Regions from separate parts of the Homo sapiens genome. Here region 1 is linked to region 2. The links are chromatin contacts, found by Hi-C in ENCODE. All regions are on one chromosome and are shown on one strand. Each heading gives the region's core, a stretch centred on a gene start or an enhancer-like site at or near the end of the contact. The rest is flanking DNA. Distances are from core to core; before and after follow the strand shown.

Evidence for each region. A loop is a pair of places that touch in the nucleus more often than their neighbours do. Pooled maps may share reads with other maps.
Region 1: a loop to region 2 is called in a map with no recorded cell type, with 23 times the contacts of the local background. The contact joins the enhancer-like site here to the promoter of SUSD6 in region 2. A Hi-C loop is called at or near these places in 3 of 37 single-sample maps with no recorded cell type and 7 of 50 pooled maps.

The regions. Positions count from the first base shown.
Region 1 is chr14:72,476,294-72,480,126 of GRCh38, reverse strand. It overlaps RGS6 (regulator of G protein signaling 6), which reads right to left. Exons shown (of 18, transcript NM_001204424.2): 11 at 3,287-3,385; 12 at 1,798-1,859. Among named protein-coding and RNA genes, the nearest start is that of MIR7843, 39 kb to the left of the region's middle. RefSeq lists an enhancer at 3,120-3,329. Within about 2 kb of position 2,391, at least 2 of the 41 ENCODE cell types and tissues checked have a DNase peak (open chromatin) inside an H3K27ac peak, as active enhancers do.
Region 2 is chr14:69,609,180-69,613,352 of GRCh38, reverse strand. SUSD6 (sushi domain containing 6) reads right to left here and starts at 1,757. Exons shown (of 6, transcript NM_014734.4): 1 at 1,525-1,757. RefSeq lists a silencer at 1,239-2,008.

The sequences.
Region 1 (3,833 bases), core at 1,142-3,641, 2.9 Mb before region 2:
GCTCAACCCTGGAACCACTGAATCTGAATCCCTAGGGCTGAGGCTTGGGAATTTCCATTTTTTAACCCCCTCCCTCACCTGGATTACGGTACTTAGAACCACTGGACCTGAGCAAATAGATCCAAAGAAACAGATGCTCCCATATATACGCTCTTTCTAAATTGCAAACCCTAAAGAGCTCTTCCACCTTCCAAGGCCAGACATGAGCATTGCTAGCACACCGACCCTCAAAGTATACTAGGACAGCCATTTCTGTCCCTAGTTCACAGAGAAAGAAGCTCGTGGTTCCTCACAGGCCATGGATGACACCAAGAGAGTTGAGGCCATGCTGCTGTTTCACTCACAGCCACCTTTCTGGGGCAAAGGAACCACAGTGAGACCTAAAAAGCATTTTCAGAGCCTGGTACTCTGGCCAGAAGCCACACATGATGAGAGAGGAGGTATGAGGTGATTCTGCAGCCTACACAGCTAGCTGAAACAGCGACTCCAGAGTGATCAGTACCTCAGTGTAAGCTGAGCTCCAGCCAGGGCAACTTTCCAGCACATTTGCATAGAAAAAGCAGGAGTGTCAGTCATTCTCAATGGGAGTGACTTTCACCCCACCCAGGGGACATTTGGCAATGTCTGGAGACATTTTTGGTTCTCACAGCTGTGGTGGTGGGGGACTACTGGCCTCTAATGGGGAGAGGTCAGGAATGCTGCTAACTATCCTATAATTCATAGGACATTAAGAACACAACAAGGAATTATCTGGCTCAGAATGTCACTAGTGCCACAATCGAGAAACCCTGGAATAAAGACGTGAGCCCAAGTCCAGGGATGTCCTTAGCCCCTGAAGGTAGGGTATTCAATCAGACTCTTTGTTTGGGGTTGGAGTTTTTATACCTTCCATTTGTTGTAATTTATCTAGAAAAAAGATGTGAATCAACCCAGGAGCCAGCAGAGAAAGGCTTACAGGCTTATAGATGGCTCTCACAGCCAGCCCCCTGTAGGAGCTGGGCTTAAAAGACTCAGTTTATCTGACATCCAATAAATACCAAGACCCAACTTAAGCTCTTGATTCCTTAAGCAATTGGTCATTGCTTTAACGGTAGCATATGGATGAATAAATGTTCACTACTGAGCTGCCTGGTTAGATTTATTCCATATAGATTCCCCATGTGGTCTCCCATCTTCACGGAAGAGTTAAAAAAACAGACCATTTAGTTGATAAAATTGAGTCTCCCATGAGTTAACGGAGTGGAACTAGCTACTGGTGCAGAATGAAGCACACACACCGCTGTGGAAGCCAGGCTGGAGGGGCCAAATATTTTCTTTACAGCTGATTCGATGCAGTTCAGTGGTTGATGGCGTGTGGAGGCGGAACACTTCCCGATGATCCAGTCCCCTCCTGTCTATGCAGCCAGCACCTCAAAGGACACACATAATTTCTTTTCCCCTATAAAGTGAATCTGGGCATTTTATAGCTGAAAGGGGAGCAATTTCCATTTGAATTAATCCAGAGGCTGAAGGCAAAGGTGCATTATGTAGCTTTAAAGGACATTCTTCCTTGATTGACAAGGTCCCGTGGCCACCCCCTGTAAAGCCTTAGCAACGGAACATTTCTTGACATCACTCAAGGGAGGTCTGTTATCTTAGTTATACTCACATGGAGCCTGTGGGTTTTTCTGCACCCCAGTCTAAGGAATAACTACAGTCTAACTCTTGGCATTGAACACATTCGTTAACCATAACCCTGTAACATTTCTTCCCTGTTAAATTAGAAGAAAGTAGTAATATTATTAAAGGAAAACATACCTTTCAGCCACTTTGGACATTTTCAAACAATGTCTGTCGATCTGTGCGTTCAAAAATGTTATCTGGGAAAATAGAGAACACAGATGTTAAGACCAAACTAAAATTATTTTTTTCCCCTCGCTCCACAAACCCAAATCCTGCATTTCCACCAAGATCCAAATACCTCCTCTGGCCAGACATCTCCAACTCCCTCAGCTCTGCCCTCCAGCAAATTACTTGTGCCTCTGGACATCCCTATCATACAAGATTCATATTCTGCAATTTAGCCTTTGTCTCATCTCCTCCTATACTGTGGTGTGATTTAAGTCTTGCTTTCCAAAATTTAAAGGCAATGTATTTTCTACGTAGCTTAGCAACAGCATGGACAGGTGAAATGTGCCCCATAAATACCTGTTTTGAACAATCCCCAGTGACCCCTCCTCTGCCCACCTTTCACAGGCACGTCACACCCATGTCCTTGGCATGCTTGACTGGAATCATCAAATAGCTTTTTTTCTGTGTGGTTTTTTTTTCTTTTTTTCTTTTTTTTTTTTGAGACAGAGTCTCATTCTGTTGCCTAGGCTGGAGTGCAGCGGCATGATCTCAGCTCACTGCAACCTCCACCTCTCAGATTCAAGTGATTCTGCTGTCTCAGCCTCCCGAGTAGCTGGGATTATAGTCACACGCCACCAAGCCCGGCTAACTTTTTTCTATTTTTAGTAGAGATGGGGTTTCATCATATTGGTCAGCCTGGTCTCAAACTCCTTACCTCAGATGATCCACCTGCCTCAGCCTCACAAAGTGCTGGGATTACAGGTGTGGGCCACCGAGCCCCGAGCCCCGCCAAATAGCTTTTTTTTTTCATATATCCATTACCTCTTACCCATCAGATAATAAACTTGTCAAGGGCAAGCACCTCAAAGTTTACTCCTTTGGGTTTTGCCCTCTAGGAACCAGCAAGGCATAATATAAACAGTAGGTTGCTTTGTTACCAGTAAATATCAGAAGGAAGTAATATAATTAGCCATTGTCTGTTGACCTGGGCTGCTCATCATGAAAGAAAATAACATTCAACCAAGTAATGCTGAAATGGCATTGGGAGTAGAGCTTTATTTATTCTTAAACTTTCCTTTCAAATCACAGCAATAAAGTAGACCATCCTGAGCTGGTGCATTCCAATTATAAGGACTGTGTGACATGAGCCCCCTCCTTCCTCCAGCTCCCACAGCGGACTGTGGGAAACCCCATTACAGCAGTTACCCCAAGGCATGGGATGACTCATTTACGCCCTTTTCTAGTAACTGCTGGAGGAACTGGGTAGAGAATTCTTTCTCTCAAGCTTCCGTGGCTTGTTCACACACAGCACTTAAAAGGTTCAATCACCCACAGCTGGGTTCCACTGTGGTTTCCAGGAACTCAAAGCTTGCTCAATCTTCAGAGTTGAACATTTGAAAGGGTTTTTAAACTGGCCACGTCTCCTCCTGAGAGTGCAAGCTGTCAATTCATTCACCTGTTTCCGGATGTCCTCTTTTGTTGTTTTCCTGATTGGTTGGCTGAGTACATGCACCGGGCTCTGTGCCTGGGACTCTTCAGTCACGCCATACACGGACTAGGAGAAGAAGCAAGCACAGAGGATCATCCACCCACAGAATTGGAGGGTGGCTTAGGGGTCAGCTAGTCCAATGACTCATCCAATTTCGTGAATCCCCTCATGACAATAAGAGATTGGTCTCTGCTTTTATTTCTTCAATGATGAGAATGCTGCCTCTTAAGGCATGTCATCTCATCTTTGGGGTACCACTATAACCCAAATCCTATCTTTTATTGGGCTGAAAATAGCCTCCTTGTATCTCAGTGTTTCTCCAAATATGGTCCATAGACCACCTGCAAAGAATCACCTGGGTGTGCTTGGAAAAGACACGTTGCTGAGTATCCCCTCGCCCCCTGGACTTACTGCATCAGAATCTTTGTGGGTGGGTTTGGAAATCTGCACTTTTATCAAATGCCCCAAATGATTCTGAATAAAGAAAGTTCAAGAGCCACTGCCAAAGAGTATG
Region 2 (4,173 bases), core at 508-3,007:
AACTAGCAGTATAATCTAGTAGTTCAGACTGTGGGCTCCACCATGAGATACCTATGTGACATGGGCGAGTTATTTAACTTGTTTGGTTTGGGTCTCAACTAGAAGAATGGGGATAATAATATCTACATCAAAAGTCTGTTATTAAATGAGTTCAAAAAAGTAAAGCCCTTAGCACAAAGGTTGGTACTCAGTAAGTCCTCAAGAACCTTTCCATATTATTGCTGCTTAAATACCTTCTTTCCTGAGATGTAGACATACCTCCCCCAACTCCAGGAAAATTTTAATTTCTGGTTGAATATGCTTCTAGCTAAAAACACAAAACCCAGAGAACTCAGAAGTCAGTGCCAAGCACATGTCTCTACTAGCCTCCACTAGATGGTGACAGTTTGGGTGTGGAATTCCCAAAACAGAAAAGGTGTGTGTGCGTAACTCCTATGTATGTTTTTACACCAGAGGAACGAAAACAGCAAGAAATGAATTAACTACTGTGAAGGAAAGACATACTTCCCATCTCTGTAGATCAAAAAAGGGAGTAAATCCCTAGGCCTAATTGAACTGAGTAATCTTACTGCACCTCTGGAAGAGCACACAGGAGCCCAGTTAGCGAGAGCAACAAAGCCCAGCATGTCGCCTGCCACTGAAAGAAAATTCTGTGGGAACAACAGCTTTAGGCCTCCTTGCCCAGACGCCAACTTCCCTTTAACCAGCCCAAGACTTTATTTTGACGCCTCTTTGCTCCTGGGTCTTGCTGTCCCCATAACCACCTCCCCCTCCTGCTCCTAAATTCGTCCAGGGTAACTTTTCTCCACTTCAGCAGCTCCCCAGCCACGACTCCCATGAGGGAGAGTCAGATCCACACTCATAGCTGGGGTCTCAAAACCAAGCGAAAAAAGGAAAGTCTGTATGTACGTGCCTACTTTTTGAAAGAAAATAGCTGGTTTCGGGGAGTTTAGCCTGGTTAATAAGAGAAGTTTTTGAGATTAAAGAGCAGCCGAGGCGCGGGGGCTCCCGAATGCCGCGGTGCGCACAGGCGGGCTCTGAGATTTCCTCAGGAAATCCACCTTCTCTAAGCCAGCCCTGCCCCAGCGCAAGCCCCGCAGCTTTGCTGGGCTGAGGGCAGTAATGACAGTGGCACAGAGGGCCTCTGCCTACCTCCTCTGCACCCATCGGCACGGCGTCTGGCTCTTCCGGTGCTGCCCGGGCAGCGACGCGGGACGGCGCGCCCCGGACCGCGGGTCACCAAGTTCCCGGCCGCAAACCAGCCGCCGGTCCCCCCGGCCGCGCAGCCCCCACTGCTGGCCGGCTGGCCGCGCCACGCCAGCGCGGGGCTCCCAGCGGCGCGGCTCGCGGCCGGGTGACAGCGGGCCGGCGCAGAGAAGCGCGGGGAGCCGCCGAAGCCGGCCCGGGCTCCGGCCAGCGTCACTCCTGGGCGGTGCGCGCTGGTCCCGCGCCCCTGACAGCCGGCCGAGCGCGTCGATGGCACAATGCCGGCCCCGCCGCCCCCGGGCCGCGGTGACAACTCACCCGGGAGCCGGCGGAGACCTCCGGGATGGGGGCGCTCACAGCTTCCACGCCGCCGCTTGCGCGCGCCCGCAGTCTTCTCGGGTCTAGGCGAGGCCCCGCGTGCCCTTGTCTAGCTCGCTCTGGCCGGCGCTGTGGGCAGAGGAAGCGGGCGGGAGGGAGGGAGGAGGTGGGGCGGTCGCCGGCTTCGGAGAATAGAACGCGGCGGTAGCGACGGCTGCAGCGCCCGCGTCACTGACCCAGCTGTACCGCGCGGGCGGGGGAGGCCCCGCGGAGGGGAGGGGGCGGGGAAGGGGCGGGAAAGGGGCAGGGCCAGGCGCGCACGCAACGGCGCCGGCGTCGCGCCGCCGCGACCGCCCCGCCGGGAGGCCCTGCACGCACGCGCCGCCGGCCGGGCCAGGTACCCAAGGGAGAAGCGACGCGGTTGGGGAGGTGGGGGGTCCTTAAAGAGACAGTCCCTCTGCGCTGGAGTGGATGGGGCGGTGGCACCGACTCAGCTGGACTATGCGGCGTTTCCAGTGCGCTCTCCAGTTCGTTTACTATTATTATTATTTGCATGATTGAATTACTATTATTTGCAAAGAATTGTACTGCCCTGAGGTTTACAAGGCTTTTGGCGCATGTTGCCTTGTTAGCTCTTGAATTGCTCGTCTGACCTAGCTCGTCTGAAGCAGGTTATTATCTCCCTGTTAAGCAGTAATCCGAACTGTGGTTCCTAGCCTGCCAACATTAAAGCTGCCCGGGGGGTGGGTGGGGGTGAAAATGCAGATTCGGGGCCCCGAATGACCTCCAGCCATTGTGATTCAGTGGGGTCGGACTTGGGAATCTGTATTTTCACTAGCATTCTGAAGTGAGTGATCCTTCAGCATACTAAAAGCACACAAGGGATCTCAAGGTTGAGAAAACCGCAGTTCAGAGCCAGGACTGGCAGAGCCCGGGCTAGAAGCCTGCCACATTCCTAACTGTATTTCCCCTCTTGAGCCTTGCCTTCTGGGGCTATTTTCTAGCACATACTGAGTGAGCAGTTTGTGCACTGTATGGCTACATCGTTTATTGGTGATCTCTCATGCAGTGTGTCCTCGGTTTATGTGTTTACAGGGCCCGTGGCGCCTTGATGGGGAGGACTCTGGCTTTTTATCTTTGTACCCCAGGGCCTTGCACCGTGTCGGTCTCAGAGGTCCTCCATAAGTGTTAAGGAACTCCTACTTGTAAATCAGTGGTAGAGTCCACATCTGGACCTACAGACTTGTGTCTTTGCTGCAGCTTGGGTCAGGCAGGCCTCTTCTCCCAGATGCTCTTGGACAAAAGGATACACCTTCTCAGGGCCTCTCACCAGGCCTAGTTCTAGTAGGCTTTCGGGAAAAGCACTGTGAATTAACAGGGCATGTCCTTGTGAAGTAGCTTGAACCAAATAAACAGGATGCTCCTCCCCATGCACACAGACCCATCCCCAAAAGAACCCTTCCCTTCTGGGCCCCACAGCAACCTGTGGCTCGTTGCTATAATGCCTTTTTCATAAGTCTATCCTTGTTCTGCCTTCTTTCTTCCTTGCCTTCTTGGGTCCAGACTCATTAGAGAAGATGGGCACCCCTCCCTTCCTGCTCATTTGGGGCCACACTGCCCAGACCACTAGAAGATTGAAAAGCACAATTCAGAACTACCTGGGTCTGCCTCAGAGCACAACCAAATCAGTGTGGGCAGCAGGAACATGCCAGGCAGACCCAAGGCTCAGGGAGGGGACAAGGGGGAAGGAAGCAAGGGAAAGGGATGGAGGAAGAATTGGAGAAGATGAATGGAGGAAGGAGAAAAAGAAAGAAAGGAAAGGGAAGAAAGCAGGCATGGATGGTTCAGGTCAGATCAACTGCCAAAGTAACTGAGCCCCTGGCTGTGCACTGAAGTCAGTTTGGCCATTAAGAGGCTCAGTAACTTCATACAAGAACTGCCACCTTATAAAATCCCTTGTGAGACCCTATGCAGATCTGTCCATCACTACCCAAAAATCCTCAGTCGGGCGCGGTAGCTCACGCCTGTAATCCCAGCACTTTGGGAGGCTAAGGCAGGCAGATCACGAAGTCAGGAGTTTGAGACCAGCCTGGACAACATGGCGAAACCCCTTCTCTACTAAAAATACAAAAATTAGCCAGGCGTGGTGGCACATGCCTGTAATCCTAGCTATTCAGGAGCCTGAGGCAGGAGAATTGCTTGAACTCAGGAAGCAGAGGTTGCAGTGAGCCGAGATCGTGCCATTGCATTCCAGCCTGGGTGACAGAGTGAGACTGTCTCAAAAAAAAAAAATCCTCTCCCAGACCTTCAGGGTCCACAGAATGAACTCAAAGTCATCAGCAAGGACTGTAGTATCCTGTGCTGTCCACAGTCCGGCCCAAATGCTCTCCATCCCTCCACACACCCCACTCCAGCCTCCCCATACCACCTGCTGGTCTCTAACAAGCCATTCCTGTCACAAACCAGGTGCCCATGCTGTTTCCTCAATCTTGAAGGCCTTCTCTACTTACCCTTCAGAATCTTCCCAAGGCTGCTGCTTCTACTTTTCTGTGGCACTTTGGTTGAGCCCCAAAGTGCCACAGAAAAGTATTAAATTAAAATTTTTAAACATTTTAAATATTTAATTATTTATTTATTTATTTTGACGGA